Regions from separate parts of the Mus musculus genome. Here region 1 is linked to region 2. The links are chromatin loops, found by intact Hi-C in ENCODE. Cell type or tissue: heart. All regions are shown on one strand. Each heading gives the region's core, and the rest is flanking DNA. Links, peaks and the distances in the headings are about the cores only.

Region 1 (8,345 bases), core at 175-8,174, 160 kb after region 2:
GTTGGTAAAGATGGAGACAATTCCAATCCTAATACATTGTTATTAGGAATGTAAAGGGAAATGATGTAGAATTTCAAAACCAGAAATACCCCATGTCCCAGCAATTCCATTTCTAGGGAACAACCAAGAGAAATGAAAACAAAGGAATGTTTGTACAGGAATGTTTATAACACCATTTTTTTTAATAGACAAGTAGAAACAACTCATTTATCTATGAGGAAAATGTAGTATAAACTCACATTAATGAAACATTAATTCAGCCACAAACAGGAACAAGGTATGATGCCTTTACATGAAATGTTCAGAGTAAGTAAATCAATAAAAACAGAAGGCAAATAATGGTTGCCAGGGTCTAAGTGGTGACAACTAACTGCTATGAGCACAGGTTTTCTTTTCGGTACACATGACATCAAAATTGGGTCCCTAGAACCCATGTGGTGGAAGGAAAGAATCCATTTCCAAAAGCTGTCCTCTGACCTCCACATGCCTGATGTATATGATCTTCTCTAGCAAATCCATAAAATAATGAATGTTCACTTCAGCAGCACTTGTACTAAGATTGTAACCATAGAGAGACGCATTCCATATTTTAAAGTCACAGTAAGCTCTGCTTATTCTCTTATACAGGAGAATGAACAGGACTGATAAGGCTTCACAAAATTAGCCACCACTGAACCACTCTGCGGATGTACATACATAGCACACACTACTAAGCATACATTAATCTCATACACTAGTAAAGAAGTACATGTTTACACCACGATTTTTCTTTCTTTTCTTTTTTGGTTTTTGGAGACAGGGTTTCTCTATGTAGTCCTGGCTGTCCTGGAAATCACTTTGTAGACCAGGCTTGGCCTCGAACTCAGAAATCTGCCTGCCTCTGCCTTGCAAGAGCTGGGATTAAAAGCATGCACCACCACTGCCCGGCTAAACCACAATTTCTTAAAAACACACACACACACACACACACACACACACACACACACTAAACTTCTTTGGAGTGTGGTATAACCACATGTGTACAGGTGTGTGTGAGCAGAGCGGTCAGAAAGAGATGTCAGATTTTCTGTCACTCTCCACTTGATTCCCTTGAGACAGGGTCTCTCAACCTGAAAGGCAAGATCTCCATTTTCTAGACAGGCAGGTGGCTAGTAAGCCCCAGTTCTCCAGTCTGTCCCCACCACCACACTGTCTTGTACAACTTCACATGGGTTCTGGGGACTGGAACTCAGGTCCTCACAGTTAAACAGAAAGTACCCTACTCACTAAGCTATCATCCTATCCCTCACCACATTTCTCAAACAAATTATGTTAGAAAAGGACAGATAATTGATTGGTTCAGAATCCAATGTGATTATGTTCTACGGGGACAGATAATTGAATGGGTCAGAATCCATTGTGATTATATTCTACGGGGAACAGTCAATCACGTCAGGTACCAACCTTTCCCTAGGAAGAATCCAACAGCATCAGCTGTGTTCTGACAAGGTCTAACTCATCTACTCTTTTTCGAGACAGGGTTTCTCTGTGTAGCCCTGGCTGTCCTCGAACTCAGAAATCCACTTGCCTCTGCCTCCCAAGTGCTGGGATTAAAGGTGTGCACCACCATGCCCGGCTGACTCATCTACTCTTGCTGAACTGCCACTCACCAAACCACAACCATTTCATTTTATAAACTTCCACATCCCTGTGATCTCGTCCCTCTTAGCAATACAAGGAATACACACAACAAATAAGCTTTTGGAAAGATGATCTAATGACAAACTAGATTACCAACACTCTGGAAGATATTCCAGAGAGACTACCAGACGCAAGACAGTTTACTTTTTTGACAGTTTTGACTGGAGGAGTCCTCACTAAGGACTCAGCTGTAGTAACAACAACGCACCATGAGGAAACTGCTACATATGGCCACCACCAAAATTAACAAAAAGGACCTCCATAAAAGCCAGACTGAATTACAGGTGACATGTCCATAAAACTTCCCTACTGCAAGTATCAGGAAAATACTGCAGAAGGAAATTTTACTGACTTGAAAGCCTAATAATGAAAAAAAAAATTACATTTCAGTTTTTGCTGAAGGCAAACTTAAAAGTCTGTGGCATCATCAAGTAACAATGCCCAGCAGTCTAGTCAGAACAGAAAACAGCATTTACGCAAGAAAACAGTAAAAAAGGACATGGCTGCCAATCCCCACCACACCACATCTAGAAACAGTGAAATTTCTATAGTCTGCCACCACACACATCTCTAAGTTCTAATAAGTGGTCAATTCCCAGAAGAGTGGCTAGTACATGCTGAAAAGACCAACTACTCCTCTACAAAGAATCCAGAAACTAGAAAATATGTCCTTCATATGAAAGCAAACTAAAGTTAAATGCAACATTAGCAATAATGTAGTATCTTACTTTAGGCATTACACTTGAAAACAAGTATAGAGAATACAGGCTGCAACACACCAAGGGCATTGCATACAGGTCTACAATCCTGTGTTCCTCCCCGGGCTAGCACTACACTTACAACCAGCAGCCCAGAGTGAATGTTTGTGAGAAGGATAGGAGTAGCCAGACACATCTATCCTGGCTCTAGTGGGGCTTTCCCAGGAAAACCAGTCTAGGCTATACAGTGAGTCGAGGACTACCCGGGTTACATAAGACCTTGCCTAAAAAAATCAGGATGGTTTTCTATTGACAGAAGTTCTTAGCAAAGGAGACATAACACTACACTTATTTAAACCCATTGCCATTTCAAAAATTACAATAAAATCCAGACTGGTAGAATATTCTCTTGCATTGAAAACAGGTAACCCTGATACTTGTGACTTATTTATGCCTTGCATTCAAGATTACTATCTTCAATTAGTTATCTGATTAGAGGGTACTCAATCAACAGCCAAGTTACATCATGGTCTCATTCTCCAAATTTGGAGGGAATTCAGAAAACAGTATGGTGACTCAGACAACCAACACTGGTTACATCAGGAGTTCTATCTTGGTGTGAATGGATTCACCGTAATTTTGTGCCTGTTAACTCTAGGGTTGCAATTGTTAAAGCAGTCACCTACTCTTTCCTACTATGAACACCTCAGCACTGCACTATGCACGTGTCACCTTTCCACTCTAGGCACTCCCATCTGTCACACTGTCTCCGATCTTCCATTCCCTTCCTAAGGAGTTTCTCCAGTTCTTGAGGAGAGAAGGTGAAAAGTAAGCAGGCCCTGACTGATCTTGGTCAAAGAGCACAGAGCCGGGCACCAGCAGTGGAAAGCAGGGTGAGAACGCAGAATGAACCGCCTAGCAGGAGCCCATCCAGTGGGGAAGGTGTTCTACTGCCAGACTCTCCACTCCTCAGTGGTCCCTGTCAAACGCACATTTTCTGGAGACAGTTACATCTTTCAAACAGCACTAAAGATGAACGTGACAGTCCCCTGTTCCGGTCGGTCAAAAACAATAAAGCCTCACCCTGCAGCGTGGTTAAGTTCAAATGTCCTGTATCACACGATGGACTGAATACTACTGTCTGGACACCGCGTTCCCTCCCCACCCCACCCAGGACCACCTCTATTCGGCAAAAAGGTGATTACTAGGAACAACTTTAAATGTATGTCAATCGCTTGGTGGTGGTGTTAGGAAAACAAACGGGCTTTTGAATTACTTTAACAGCCTGGTTCCAAGTGCCTGGCCTTGTTTCTCCTCAAAGGGGAAAAGAAAAATAGGACACATTAGAGACGTCTTTCTCCTCTTCCCTGTGCTGGCTGCCAGATGCTACCTAGCTGGCCTGTGAGGGGTCCAGTCTAGGTTTCTTGGAGGCGGAAAACTTGGTAGCCAAACGTCTTGAAGTTTCCCTGTTTTCTTTAAAAGGCTTAACTTCTTTGCAGATGGAAAGGTCACAAGGAGAGGTTTCCTTTGTTGAAATGCCCGGGGCTTGTGGGATTGGGGAAACGGGTGGGGACAGACCGTGCTTAGAGAAGGCGGGACAGATGCGGGGATCCGACTAGGCTGCTCCGGGCCGCAAGACTCCCGGGCAGTGGCCCGCGGCTCCTACGCCGAGGGAAGGACGCGGCCGCCTCGGCCTGCCGCCCCGCCACCTGTCCGCCGCGCCTGGGGACAGGGGAAGGCGCCGCCGCCTCCACTCAAAATGGAGGTTATGAAACGCGCGCCGCCCGCCCGCCCGCCACATGGCCGCGCCGCCACAAACTTCGCAGGCGCGTCCGCGTCCTGGGGCTCAGCCCCGACATCGCCCGGGCCGCCACTCACCCACAGACCGGTAGCCCAGGATGGCGATCTTCCGGGACTTGGACTGAGGCATCTTGGTGGCCTGCTCAGCCCCGACCCAACCACATTAACCGCGGCGGCGGCGGCTCCTCCGGCTCAGACTATCGGCGGCGGCTGCGCCGGGAGAACGCGGCATACAGAGCACGGCGGCGGGCGCGGCTGCCTCTCGCTCGCTCGCTCGCTCGCTCCTTCTCTAGCTCGCTCAACCGCCCGGAACCGAACGCGCGGGCCCTCCCCCAACAACACACCCACGTGACCGCGCGCGGCCCCGTCTGCGCCGCCTCCCGCCGCCGCCTCCCAGCCCGGAACGCGCGGGGGAGCGTCGGGGAAACGTTTTACTTTAAAGGGAAAAAGCGGAGACGCCCCAAAGCCCCCGGAAAAGTCACGACCGAAACTCGCTGCGTCATGACCCTCCCACCTACTTCCGCCGCTTTTTAATTACGACAATCCTGCCCGAGCTCTGACTGGACGGCTCCCAGACTGCCGCGCGATGACGCAATGGAAACTCCGTCTTCTATTGGGGATTGGAAGGGTGGAGCCAAGGAGAGGTGCCGCTCAGCGGGGAGCTAAAAATAAATTCTGTCTGCTTTTGCTCGGCGGGGCGCCTGCGTGGTCCAAAAGCGTGGCCCTACCGGCGGGTGGGCGGGCGGGCAGGCAACTCCTCAGTGATTGGCTAATGTGGGTGCGGGGGCGGAACCAGAGGCGTGAAGCACGGTGATTGGTGAAGTGCTGAGCCGTTGGCCGACTTGCGCCTGCCGGCCCTTAAAAGGAGCGAGGCGCGTGGCCCTAGCTGACGGACTGTAGGTTGGCTGACACCTCGCTTCGCACTTGTCTATACTTCAAATTACCGTCCTGCTATGTTAGCTTTAGTCTGGGCTTAACGTGGGTGGTGACTAAGCTTTATTCGTGGCTGAGGAACTGTGGGAAGAATGAAATCTGTGCAGCTCGCAAATGTCAGAAATTCCATTAAAAGCAGCGCGAGCTGACCAGTCCTGGTGCCGACTCGGGCAACACGCCGGGTGGCACGCACCTCGCACAGACAGGCGCGCGCGTGGGAGTCCTGCAGCCAGATCAGTGCGTCTTTTCATACTGAACACTCGAGAGGTTATTTCTGGAGAAACGTGAAAGTCAGCCATTGTCAAAAACGCCGAGGAAAAGGAGGAGGCTTAGCTGTCTGGTGTGGGCGGGCCATGCCTGAAAAGGGAAGGCTGTCATATTTTCTACAACAGTCGTACAGGCAGAAAGCTCTTGTTTCCAGAGAACTAGAGGAGTTGAGATATCCTCATATTGAAGAACAGGGTGGAAAGCTAGACCCTAGGCCTAGTTCATCGAAGTCCAAACTAAAGGCTAGGCCTGGAAATAAAGGTGCCAAGAGAGAACAGCACACTTGTCCTTAATTTTTTGCCCTTCACAATAGACTTATTTTTATAGGGTCTCACGTAGTCCAGGCTGGCCTGGAATTCTTAGAGATCCACCTGTCACTGCCTCCGAGGTGCTGGGATTAAGTGCTGTTCTGCTACCTTGATCTTTCAATTCTCTTTTCTCTGTCCAAATGCTAGGATTACCGACTTCCAAACCATGTTTATTCGGTGCTTGGGATTGGACCCAAGATGAACTCAAGTTCTCAGAGAACTGAGCCATAACTGCCTTCCCCTTTGAACTATCTTAAGTATTTTAAAACAGACTCAGGTTAAACGTATATTCAGCAGATGCCCCAATCCACCAGTGTTCTTGAGCTCGTAGCACTTTAGTCCGTGGTAATGTAGCTAGCATAAGGTTACCTTGCAGTGGGGTGGGAGGTTCAGCAAGTTGCATCAACCAGTAAAACCACTTGCTACACAAACCTCACAACCTGACTTTGATCAGTGTATACCAAAGTGGAAAAAGAACTGACTCGTGGTTGTTCTTTGGCCTCTATATCCGTTCTAGTTTATGAACACATCTGCACACTATTACTGCTGCTGCTGCTGCTGCTGCTGCTACTACTACTACTATTACTACTACTACTACTAAATAGAACAGGATACAAACAACATGCTATGCATAATTGAAATCTATATTCCTGTTGGGTGTCTTTGTATCGTGTTCTGATATCTACTCAAAAATATCCCTCTTTGAGTTCTTTCAAAAAGTTTAACAATATTGCTTTAGGCTAGGAATATTAGTAATCAGAGAAGTAGTTATAAAGTTCAAAAATGTTCTAGTTGCTGACTTAAAGTTCTTAGATGTCAGATTGGAGAATTTAGAAGATTCTATTATTCCAGTGTGGATTGAATTCACTTTCAACGATGGTTCAGGGGCCTGGAGAGATGTCGCAGTGGTTAAGAGCACATACTGCTCTTGCAGAGGACAGACTTTGGTTTCCAGCACCCACATAATGGCTGATAACCAGCTATACCTCCCGTTCCAGGGGATATGAACCCACTTCCGGCCTCTGTGGGTACTACATGGCACATGGTACACAGACACATGCATGCAGGGAAGATAGATGGCTCAGATTATATAGAAGAATAGATATCAAAAGTATGCACCCATAGAAATACCTAAATATAACCAGACAGGAGCATCAGAAGAAATGCTCTTTCTGTCTACTCCAAAGTGGTACAACCAGCTGAGAAAGCTCTTTAACCTTTTAAAGCAGCTGGAAGAGTGGCTCTCTCCAATGAGCATCCCAATGTTCTGCTAGCACAATCTCAGTATGCTGCCTTTTTTCTCCATGTTCTTTTACATTGTTCCTTTTCTATGTGCCCTAAAACTCTGAAGTCTTCCATTTAAATCTCTAGATAGAGAACATAATTAGTTCAGTTAATGACCATTGTCCCTTGAGGAGCTTATGCTAAACATGTGACTCAAGCAGATAGGTCTTTGCTGGCATCCATTTCTGGGGTTTGTGGCTATTATTTAAAACAACCAGCCTTATACTGTAATATTTTTATTGGCTTTTTGTGAACATTTGCAAAGTACAAGACTTATAGTTGTGACACAGTTTTGTTTGTTTGTTTGTTTATGTGTGTTGTATTTGTGTGTGTACATAACATGGTATATTTAGAAGCTAGAGGACAACTTTTGGGAGTCTCTTTTTTTTTTTCCTTCCACCATCTGGGTCCTGAGAATCAAACTCAAGTTAACAGGCTTAGCACAAATTCTGCTACTCCCTTGAGCCAACTCACCAGCCTACAATGTAGTTTTTTGACTTCTTGAGACACCTCCCCACCCCACATTACTGGATCAGGGGAAGACAAAACTCTTTGTTTACTAAAAAAAAAAATATTGTGAAATTATTTCTCATGGGAAATCTTGGCCTTAGTTGAGTTTTATTGTGTCTAAGAGTTTTATTGTTTTCTTTTAAATATTTGATGAGAAAAGGTTAACTAGATTCATCTTAATTTTGCAAAAGTCAAATCTGACTATCTTGTTATGTCTCCGAGGTGTCTGTCTTAGGGTTTCATTGCTGTGAAGGAGCAGCATGACCAAGGTAACTGTCATAAAGGACAACATTTAATTGAGGCTGGCTTAGAATTTCAGAGGTTCAGTCCATTATCATTGTGGTGGGAAGCATGGCAGCATGCAGGCATACATGATGCTGGAAAAGAAGCTGGGAGTTCTACATCTTGATCCAATCTTCAGACAGCCAGGAGGAAGCTCTGGATCATACTAGCCTAGCTTGAGCATACACATGAGACATCAAAGCCCAGCCCTACAGTGACACACTGTCTCTAACAGGGCTACACCCCCTCCAATAAGGCCACACTTCCTAATAGTGCCATTTCCCATGGGCCAAGCATATTCAAATCACCACAGTGTCCAAAATCAAACAGTGCAGATCTGGGAAAGCATTCCACTCCAGTCTATTGTGTGGACAAAATGTTGAAATCAGAGGACAGAGAGGGGTCTCCTCAACAGAAAAATGGTCCTGTCTTTAGCATTTCAGGATGAGTGTCATCTTGGGGAAAACTTTCATTGGGAAGAAAATCTAGCCCTCTTTTACCAATGGCTCAACCTTGAAACATGGAAGTTATGGGATGCTCCTAAAGAAGGGAAAGTGAAGGGGGCCAGTTCCAAATCCTCAGA
Region 2 (8,345 bases), core at 221-8,220:
TGTCACAAAATCTAGAATAACCTGGAAGGTGGGCCTCTGAGGATGTCTGTGTAAGATTGTTCTGCTTTTGTTAATTGAGGTGGCACCATTCCCTGACTGGGATCCTGGAGAATATAAATGGAGGGGGCTTTCATTCATTGCTCTCTCTTCCATGCATGCAATGTGTCCATCTGCTTCATGCTCCTGATGCCTTGTTTTTGCTATTGTGGTGGTCTATATTGAAATTCAGGGGGCTGGTGAGATGGCTCATTGGGTAAGAGCACCCGACTGCTCTTCCGAAGGTCCAAAGTTCAAATCCCAGCAACCACATGGTGGCTCACAACCACCCGTAATGAGATCTGATGCCCTCTTCTGGTGTGTCTGAAGACAGCTACAGTGTACTTACATATAATAAATAAATAAAATCTTAAAAAAAAAAAAAAAGAAATTCAGAATAAACCCTTTCCTGCTCCTATCAGATTTTTTTGACTATTTTGGTTTATCATAATAGGACAAGTAACTAAGGCTCTTCTGTAGGCATAATGTAGGCTCTATGTATGTTGTGTAAAAATTATCCTTGTATTATTCAAATGCTGGTTTCTATGCCCCCATATCTGGTTGCAAAAACATTTCTCCCTAGTTATTCCCTGATTGGTCAATAAAGAAGCTGATCAGCCAATGTCTGAGCAGAGGAGAGAATAGGGCTGGACTTCCTCCCAGCCTGGGAAAGTGGGAAGGAAAGAGAAGAAGTGGGGATACTTCACGGGGAGAGAGTTCAAGAGACACCATGAAAAAACACCTGGAGCCCAGAGAGCCAGATCAGTACTAAGGATCAGTATGCAAGGGTCACTGGGATTTTTGACTGGGAAGTAGCCAGATTAGCTACAGAGGATTAAAATAGAGTAATAGTTGTGCCCTTAACACTATTAAATAACCATAACAGTCCAGTCTCAATTATTTGAGAGCTAGCTGTGTTAAGAGGAAAACTGCAACAAACACATATTAAAAAGCCTCTATCACTCTCCATTTCAGAAAATAAGATGAAGATTGTAGAGACATACCTAATATCCTCCCTTGGCTTCCACATGTGTGCATATGGGCACACACCTGCACACTTGCGACACCCATGATTAAGTGTAGAATTACCATATGAACCACCAATTCTATTCCCAGACACCCTAGAGAATGGAAAGCCTGTTCTCTAAGGAAAACTTGGAAATTAGTGTTTATATAGGAGGAGCAGTGCCCAACAGAGGAAGCAGTCCCAGAGTTTCTGGACTAGTAAATGGATAAATAAAATTTAGCAGGCTAGTACAGTGGAAATCATTTGGCATAAAAGGAGCAAAGTACCCACATGTACCACAATGTGGATTTACTCTGAAGATGTTCAAGTCAGTGAAAAAAGTCAGTTGTAGAAGACTGTTAGATTGGAACCCCTGCTCACACCTGCACAATTTGGGACACTCCATCTTCGCCGCCCTCAGGGCCCCCTACACACACACACACTGAGAGGCAACCCACCCAAAAGTGTCTGCCCAGGGACTCAGTTTTTGGTTTTTGTTTTTTTGTTGTTGTTGTTGTTGTTTTCGAGACAGGGTTTCTCTGTGTAGCCCTGGCTGTCCTGGAACTCACTTTGTAGACCAGGCTGGCCTTGAACTCAGAAATCCGCCTGCCTCTGCCTCCGGAGTGCTGGGATTACAGGCGTACACCACCACACCCGGCTTTTTTTTTTTTTTTTGGTTTTTTAGACAGGGTTTCTCTGTGTAGCCCTGGCTGTCCTGGAACTCACTCTGTAGACCACCTGGCTTTCAGCTTTTGACCATGTACAGACATAATCCCAGCTCCTGGCTGACATGTAATCTCTCTATGCCTAAACTCTATAAAATCCCCTTGCTTTAGCCTGGATGTGCAACTCCACTGAGATCAATGAACGCACCCAGGAACTGCCTCCTAATGAGCCTCCTTTATCTACTTCTAATCTGGTCTAATCTGGCCTGTATCTGCATCACCAAAGGAGAGAAAAAAAAGCATATTATTATTTATTGTGTGATGCTCTTTGCTTGTTCAGGCTAGCCTCAGACTGCAAGCACAAATGTGTACCTCATCCCTGGTTCTGTATGCTATTATTTGTATGAAGTGTCCAAACCAAGCAACTTTATAAGAACAGAGAGTAGCTTAGTGGCCTCAGGTTCTGGGCAAAGGCAGAGATGAGGAGGTAGTGGGTACGCAGGGTCTGATTTGGGGGAATAAAATGTGTTAGTCTGGGGGAATAAAATGTGTTCAGATTTCTATTGTTGTTTAGACTGAGTCATACTGCCTTTGAATTAGAAACCTTCCTGCCTCTGTCTCCACATGCTGAGATTATAGATAAGTGTCACCCTGCTTGTGGGTTCTGGGTTCATTTTGAAAGTAATGAAATGAACTGGAGAGATGGCTCAGAGGATAAGAGTATTAGCTACTCTTCCAGAGGTTCTGAGTTCAATTCCCAGCAACCACATGGTAGCTTACAACCATTTGTGACGAGATCTGGTGCCTACTTCTGGTCTGCAGGCATACATACAAGCAGACTGTATACATAGTGAATAACTCTTTTTAAAAAGTGATGAAATGTTTTAAAATTATTTTTGGTTATGAATGAACAACTCTTCAAATATACTGAAAAGCATCGAATCAAATAACTCAAATTTGAATATTATAAACTATATGTATTGTATCACAATATTGTTTTAAAAATGAAAATATATGCTATCTTAACATCATGAAAAAACCTTTAACTCCTGTACAGAAAGACCGATCTACAGAAAACAAGAAAGGTAGCAGGATCTTTGGGAGGTAAGACTCAGGTTTCACTTTGCACGGTAAGTTTCTGATTTAATTGCAAAGAAGGAAATTTCTTTTCTTTTCTTTTTTCTTTTTTTTTCTTTCTCTTTTTTCTTTCTTTTTTTGTTTTTTGTTTTTTGGAAACAGGGTTTCTCTGTGTAGCCCTGGCTTTCTGGAACTCAGTCTGAAAGCCAGGCTGGCCTCGAACTCAGAGATCCATCTGCCTGTACCTTGCAAGTGCTGGGATTAAAGGCCTGAGCCACAACTACTCAGCTTTTTTTTTTTAATATTTATTTACTTATTATATGTAAGTACACTGTAGCTGTCTTCAGACATTCCAAAAGAGAGCAACAGATTTCGTTACAGATGGTTGTGAGCTGCCATGTGGTTGCTGGGATTTGAACTCAGGACCTTTGGAAGAGCAGTCGGCACTCTTAACCACTGAGCCATCTCACCAGCCCAACTTTCTTTATTTTTTCTTTTCTTTTATTTATTTTTTATTTTTTTAAATTTATTTATTTATTTATTTTTGTTTTTCGAGACAGGGTTTCTCTGTTCCTGGAACCCACTTTGTAGATCAGGCTGGCCTCGAACTCAGAAATCGGCCTGCCTCTGCCTCTAGAGTGCTGGGATTAAAGGCGTGCGCCACCACGCCTGGCAGTTTTTTGTTTCTTTGTTTCTTTGTTTTTTGAGACAGGGTTTCTCTATATAGTCGTGATTGTGCTGGAACTAATCAATTTCCTTAGAGTGGAAACAGTTATCTACAGATACAGTTTTCTTGGGTTTACAGTCACTTTCTTTTGTTTGGTTCTGAAAGCTTTGTCAGTTTGGAGGGCATAACAAACAACTTGCAAATCTGATCCTTATCATAATAACAATTTGTTTAGTTCCTGATTCACAGTGAGGCCAGGCATTTTTGGACTGACTAAGCAGGCCTGCTCTGGGTTCTCCAGTACGTGTGTGGGAAGCGGGTGTTGAATGATGGATCTAGCTTCACTGGCAGGCTGGCAATTGGCAAACTCCTCGCTGGGGTTCCTGGTTGCTTAGGCTCCTGCAGGCTTGCTCAGGCCTCCTCTCACAGTCTGCAGCAAGATGGGGCTCAACACCAGAGCATTGTTTCTTTTCTCATAGTATTTAAAAAAAAAAAGGCCTTTTTTTTTTTTTTTTTTTTTGGTTTTTGGTTTTTGGTCTTTTTGAGACAGGGTTTCTCTGTTTAGCCCTGGCTTTCCGGAACTCACTCTGTAGACCAGGCTGGCCTCGAGCTCAGAAATCCCCCGCCTCTGCCTTCCAAGTGCTGGAATTAAAGGCGTGCGCCACCACTGCCCGGCGTCTTCATTTTTTTATGCCCGTTTGGATTGTTCCCTTACATAGACATAAGGGCACATGCATTTTTCACAGCGCTGAGCAAAGCAGATGTCTCTATCTACTGTACTCATGGTGGGAGTAGCCGCTGGAGGGAGGCATGGGTAGCGTACCTAACTTCACCATGAGCGGGGATCCTGGTGGGATTGTGGAGGGTAGTGTGAGAATCCTTTAGTCTAGGGGATCCCCTAGGCCTAGTAGAGGGAAGACGAGAAAAGGTTCAGGAAAACAGGTCTTGCTCTGTCAAGGCTTTTGGGGAATAAATAAAGGCAGACTCATTTTCCTCTGACTCTGAAAAACTCGGTCTGGGAGTGGTCCGAAGACCTCGTGATTGAAGACTAGCATTGCCTCACTTCCATTCCTCACCACGCCTCTTCCCCCTGCACAGCAGACCCCCTCCCACCGCTTTTGACCAGTTTTAGCCTTGCCTTTCCACCTAACAGCTCCACCTACAGTCGGCCCTTGCCTCCATCTTCCTCCTCGCCCGGTCCCACATCCGCTCCACCGCAAACTACCAGCCCCGCCCACAGATCGCCTGACCCTCAGCGCGGCCCTCGCCCCAACCACTTTGTCTCTCTTCCCCCTTACACGTCAGCCCCGCCCTAGCTACACTCTCCCTATTTCCATCTACTCTGTTGTCCCGCCCCATATCAGCCCCGCCCATTAAATACTAGCCCCGCCCACAGCCGCGTTTTCAGGGCTTCCTTCCGTTCGATGCTTCAGATCGCCCTTCAAGCCCCTTGGCCCCACCCTTCCATGCAGCTCCGGTCCTCGACCGGCCTTCCGGACAGCGCGAGGGGGCGGAGCCGGGGGCGGGGCCGGCCTCACCCGGAATGAAAACAAACGGCGGCCTTTGCCGCATCCGGGCACTCGGCAGGTCGCAGCTGGCTCGGCAGTGGCGCAGGTGAGACGGCTGCGGCAGCGACCGGGCCTTGGGCCTGGGCCTGGTAGCGCGGCCGGGGCGGCCGTGGGCTCGGTGGGCAGGAGCGGCCAGGCGGACGCGGCGAGGCGGGCTGGGGCGGAAGCGGGAGGGGGTCGCGGCGGGGCGGAGGGGAAGGGATGGACACCAGCCAGCAGCTTGAGTTTGGATGAGCTGACTGCCGGGGCTGACAGCGGAACGCGGGGTGTGAGAACGCAAGCTTTCTGGACCCACACTTGTCCTCGCCTCCTTCCCTTGCTTTTAAATAGGAGGCCCTAATGGCATGTCATTTCCCCGAGAGGGAACGTGTTGAATGTGCGTAAGGTTGTATGCAATCTCGATTGATCTACAAGTGAAAGTGGTATTTTCAACATTGATGCCTAAGGTTTCACTTTCGGTTCAGAGCGCTGATCTTGATGATTTACGTGTTTTCTGCGTTGGAACGCCCAGCAACACACATGAAACAGTTCTCCAATTAAAATTGAAAACTGGGCTGTTAGATTTTCTTCCTTTTGACCTAACACATGTCATTCTGGTACCTGTAACTGGATTTTCATAGGTTTGAATACAGTGGTTTAATTTAATTAATTAATTTTTTTGAGATGGTGACTCACTATGTAGCTCTGGTTGTCCTGGAATTCGCTAAAGGCGAGCAAAACTATAATCAAGCCGGTGGTTTAATTTTGTTCAACATTAAATCTTTATGTTAATCTGGGCATGGCATACCTTTAGCCCCAGCATTTAGGAGGCAGAGATGATCAGGTGATCTCTGTGAGTTCAAGTCCAGCCTGGTCTACATAGTAAGTTCCAGGACAGAGCTGAGTAGTGAGACTCTGTCATGGTTTTAAAAAAAACAAAACAAAAACAAAAAAACTTAGTCGGGCGTGGTGGCGCACGCCTTTAATCCCAGCACTTGGAAGGCAGAGGCGGGGGATTTCCGAGTTCGAGGCCAGCCTGGTCTACAAAGTGAGTTCCAGGACAGCCAGGGCTATACAGAGAAACCCTGTCTCAAAAAACCTAAATAAATAAATAAATAAATATTACGTGATGCAGACCTAGCAACAGTGTGGAGCACAGATGAAGGGTTGTGATAGCCTTGGCTTCTTTTATCAGACAGTGGACTGGGTACAGTCTGAAAGGCTGTTTTCAACCTTCTGAATAGCTGGGTACTAGTAAATTATCCCTGCCACCTCCTTAGGAGATGGCAGTAATCTTTTTCTCAGTTTCTAAACTGGGCGTGCTGGCACACGCCTTTAATCCCAGCACTCCGGAGGCAGAGGCAGATGGATTTCCGAGTTCAAGGCCAGCCTGGTCTACAGAATGAGTTCCAGGACAGCCAGGGCTACACAGAGAAACCCTGTCTCGAAAAATTAAAAAAAAAATTTTTTTTCTATAGATTTGAGTCCTGTGTCTGGAGGTTTAATAGACTTGTATTTGTAAGGCTCCTAAGTGCCTTGTGGTGAGCTTGTGAGTAAAAACACACAGCATGTTCATTCTCTCTCTCTCTCCCTCCCTCTGTCTCTCTCTTTCCCTCTCGCCCTGTCTGACATGCATACACACAATGTTTACTCCATGGGCTATCCTGATGACCTGTTTCTCGATCTCAGATCTGAGCACCCTTTTGAAAGCATGGTTATGGAATAATGCTTAAGTCACCACAGTTGGCTTGAAGATCAGGTGGATTCTGTTTAGAAGGCTGAAACTTAAGTTATTAATTCACATATTTTCCATTCTCTGGAATTCATGTTCACCAATGAGGAGTGAGCAGCTTCCTATTTGGTTTGATTTGGCAAGCCTTGAAACACTTGACTACCAGCTGCCCCAGGCTCTCAGTGGCCTCCCCCACCCTGTGGAAGCTATGTCACACCTCCTGTGTAAGAAAGGGGAAGTGCTGAGGACAAGAAGCACAGGATTGTGAGACAAGCTAGAGTCCATGTCGTAGGCAGTTGTCTCATGCCAGTTCTGGCCTGGGCTCATTTTGTGGTTTTATAAACCTGGGCCTGGGGTTTTCCAGCAGCAAAGTGATTTAGCCTCAACATCAATCTAGTGAGATGTGCTATTGTGCTCTCAGAAGTACCAGCGAAAACAAAACCAAGAAACAAGTTATAAAGACAAACAAATCTCAAACTAAACAAAGCAACAAAGACTGAAATGGTGCAGTGCTGTAAATTCTTTCATTTTATTTATTTATTTTTTTAATTAATTATTTTTTTCCGAGACAGTGTTTCTCTGTGTAGACCTGGCTGTCCTGGAACTCACTCTGTAGACCAGGCTGGCCTTCAACTCAGAAATCCGCCTGCCTCTGCCTCCCGAGTGCTGGGATTAAAGGCATGCATCACCACATAAATTCTTTTATTGATTGCCTGACTGATTTTTGACAGGCTGGCCTGGACCTCAGAGATCTACCTGTCTGCCCTCCAACAGCTTGGGGTAGAGGTGTGCATCACCACACCTCGCTAACTGTCCTTCAGAGTTGAACTGTATGAGCATTTAGTACTGATAGGTCAGAGTTCAGATGTGCTCCTCTTGTGCTGAATCATAGGCTTTGAGTTAAAGTGGCCAAGTGTGAGAGAATTTACAAAGTACAGATTGGGTTACTAAAGGGTTTGTCTTGTCTTTCTTATGTGTATGGGTATTCTGCCTGTATGTATGTATGTATGTGTATATGTGTGTTTGTGTGTGTGTGTGTGTGTGTGTGTGTGTGTGTGTGTGTGCGTGCGTGTATGTATGTAGACCAGAAGAGGGCCTTGGATGCCTCTGGAACTGAAGTTACAGATGATTGTGAATTGCCATGGGGGTATTTGGTACCAAACTGACTTCTTTCTGGCAGTATAGCCAGTGCTCTAACCATTGAGATGTCTGGCCAGCCTCTTTCCTTGTCTTTCTGAGAATAACAGGGTAAGAAGTGGAGAGGTGAGGCTGGGCTGCGTAGAACAGGACCCAGCACTCATAGTGCAGAATGCCCTGGTTTGCTCCCTTCTAACACAAACAGGACAGCATGCTATTCCTTGCTACATATTAGCAGTTGGAAGTGGGCATGGTACACTGGGGCTGGTTATAGGTGCTTTTAGTCCCAGTACTCAAGCGAGCAAAGGAACACAGATCTCTGTTCTAGGCCAGCCTGGTCTACAGAGCGAGTTCCAACACAGCCATGGCTGTACAGAGAAACCCTGTCCTAAAAAACAGACACAAAGGAACAATAAAAATCTACTGCCTTGCATATAATTGGATATAATAGCTCAGGTTAAGCTGACTGAGGTGCGGA

Evidence for each region. A loop is a pair of places that touch in the nucleus more often than their neighbours do. Peaks named below come from ENCODE experiments on the same cell type or tissue, not always from the same donor. Only the 100,000 strongest peaks of a DNase experiment are listed, where the experiment ranks them.
Region 1: a loop joins it to region 2, with 6 times the contacts of the local background. A loop is called at or near these places in 8 of 42 quality-filtered maps.

What each region holds. Positions count from the first base shown.
Region 1 is chr5:24,837,929-24,846,273 of GRCm38, forward strand. Rheb (Ras homolog enriched in brain) reads right to left here and starts at 4,433. Exons shown (of 8, transcript NM_053075.3): 1 at 4,257-4,433. The coding sequence starts at 4,308. In heart, for the core only: no CTCF peak of the experiment used is centred there; a DNase peak (open chromatin) is centred at 4,803; H3K4me3 peaks cover 3,649 bases; H3K27ac peaks cover 3,406 bases.
Region 2 is chr5:24,680,958-24,689,302 of GRCm38, forward strand. It overlaps Nub1 (negative regulator of ubiquitin-like proteins 1), which reads left to right and starts at 4,858. Exons shown (of 15, transcript NM_016736.3): 1 at 4,858-5,065. In heart, for the core only: a CTCF peak has its summit at 4,616; DNase peaks (open chromatin) are centred at 3,804, 4,794 and 6,944; H3K4me3 peaks cover 2,369 bases; H3K27ac peaks cover 2,485 bases.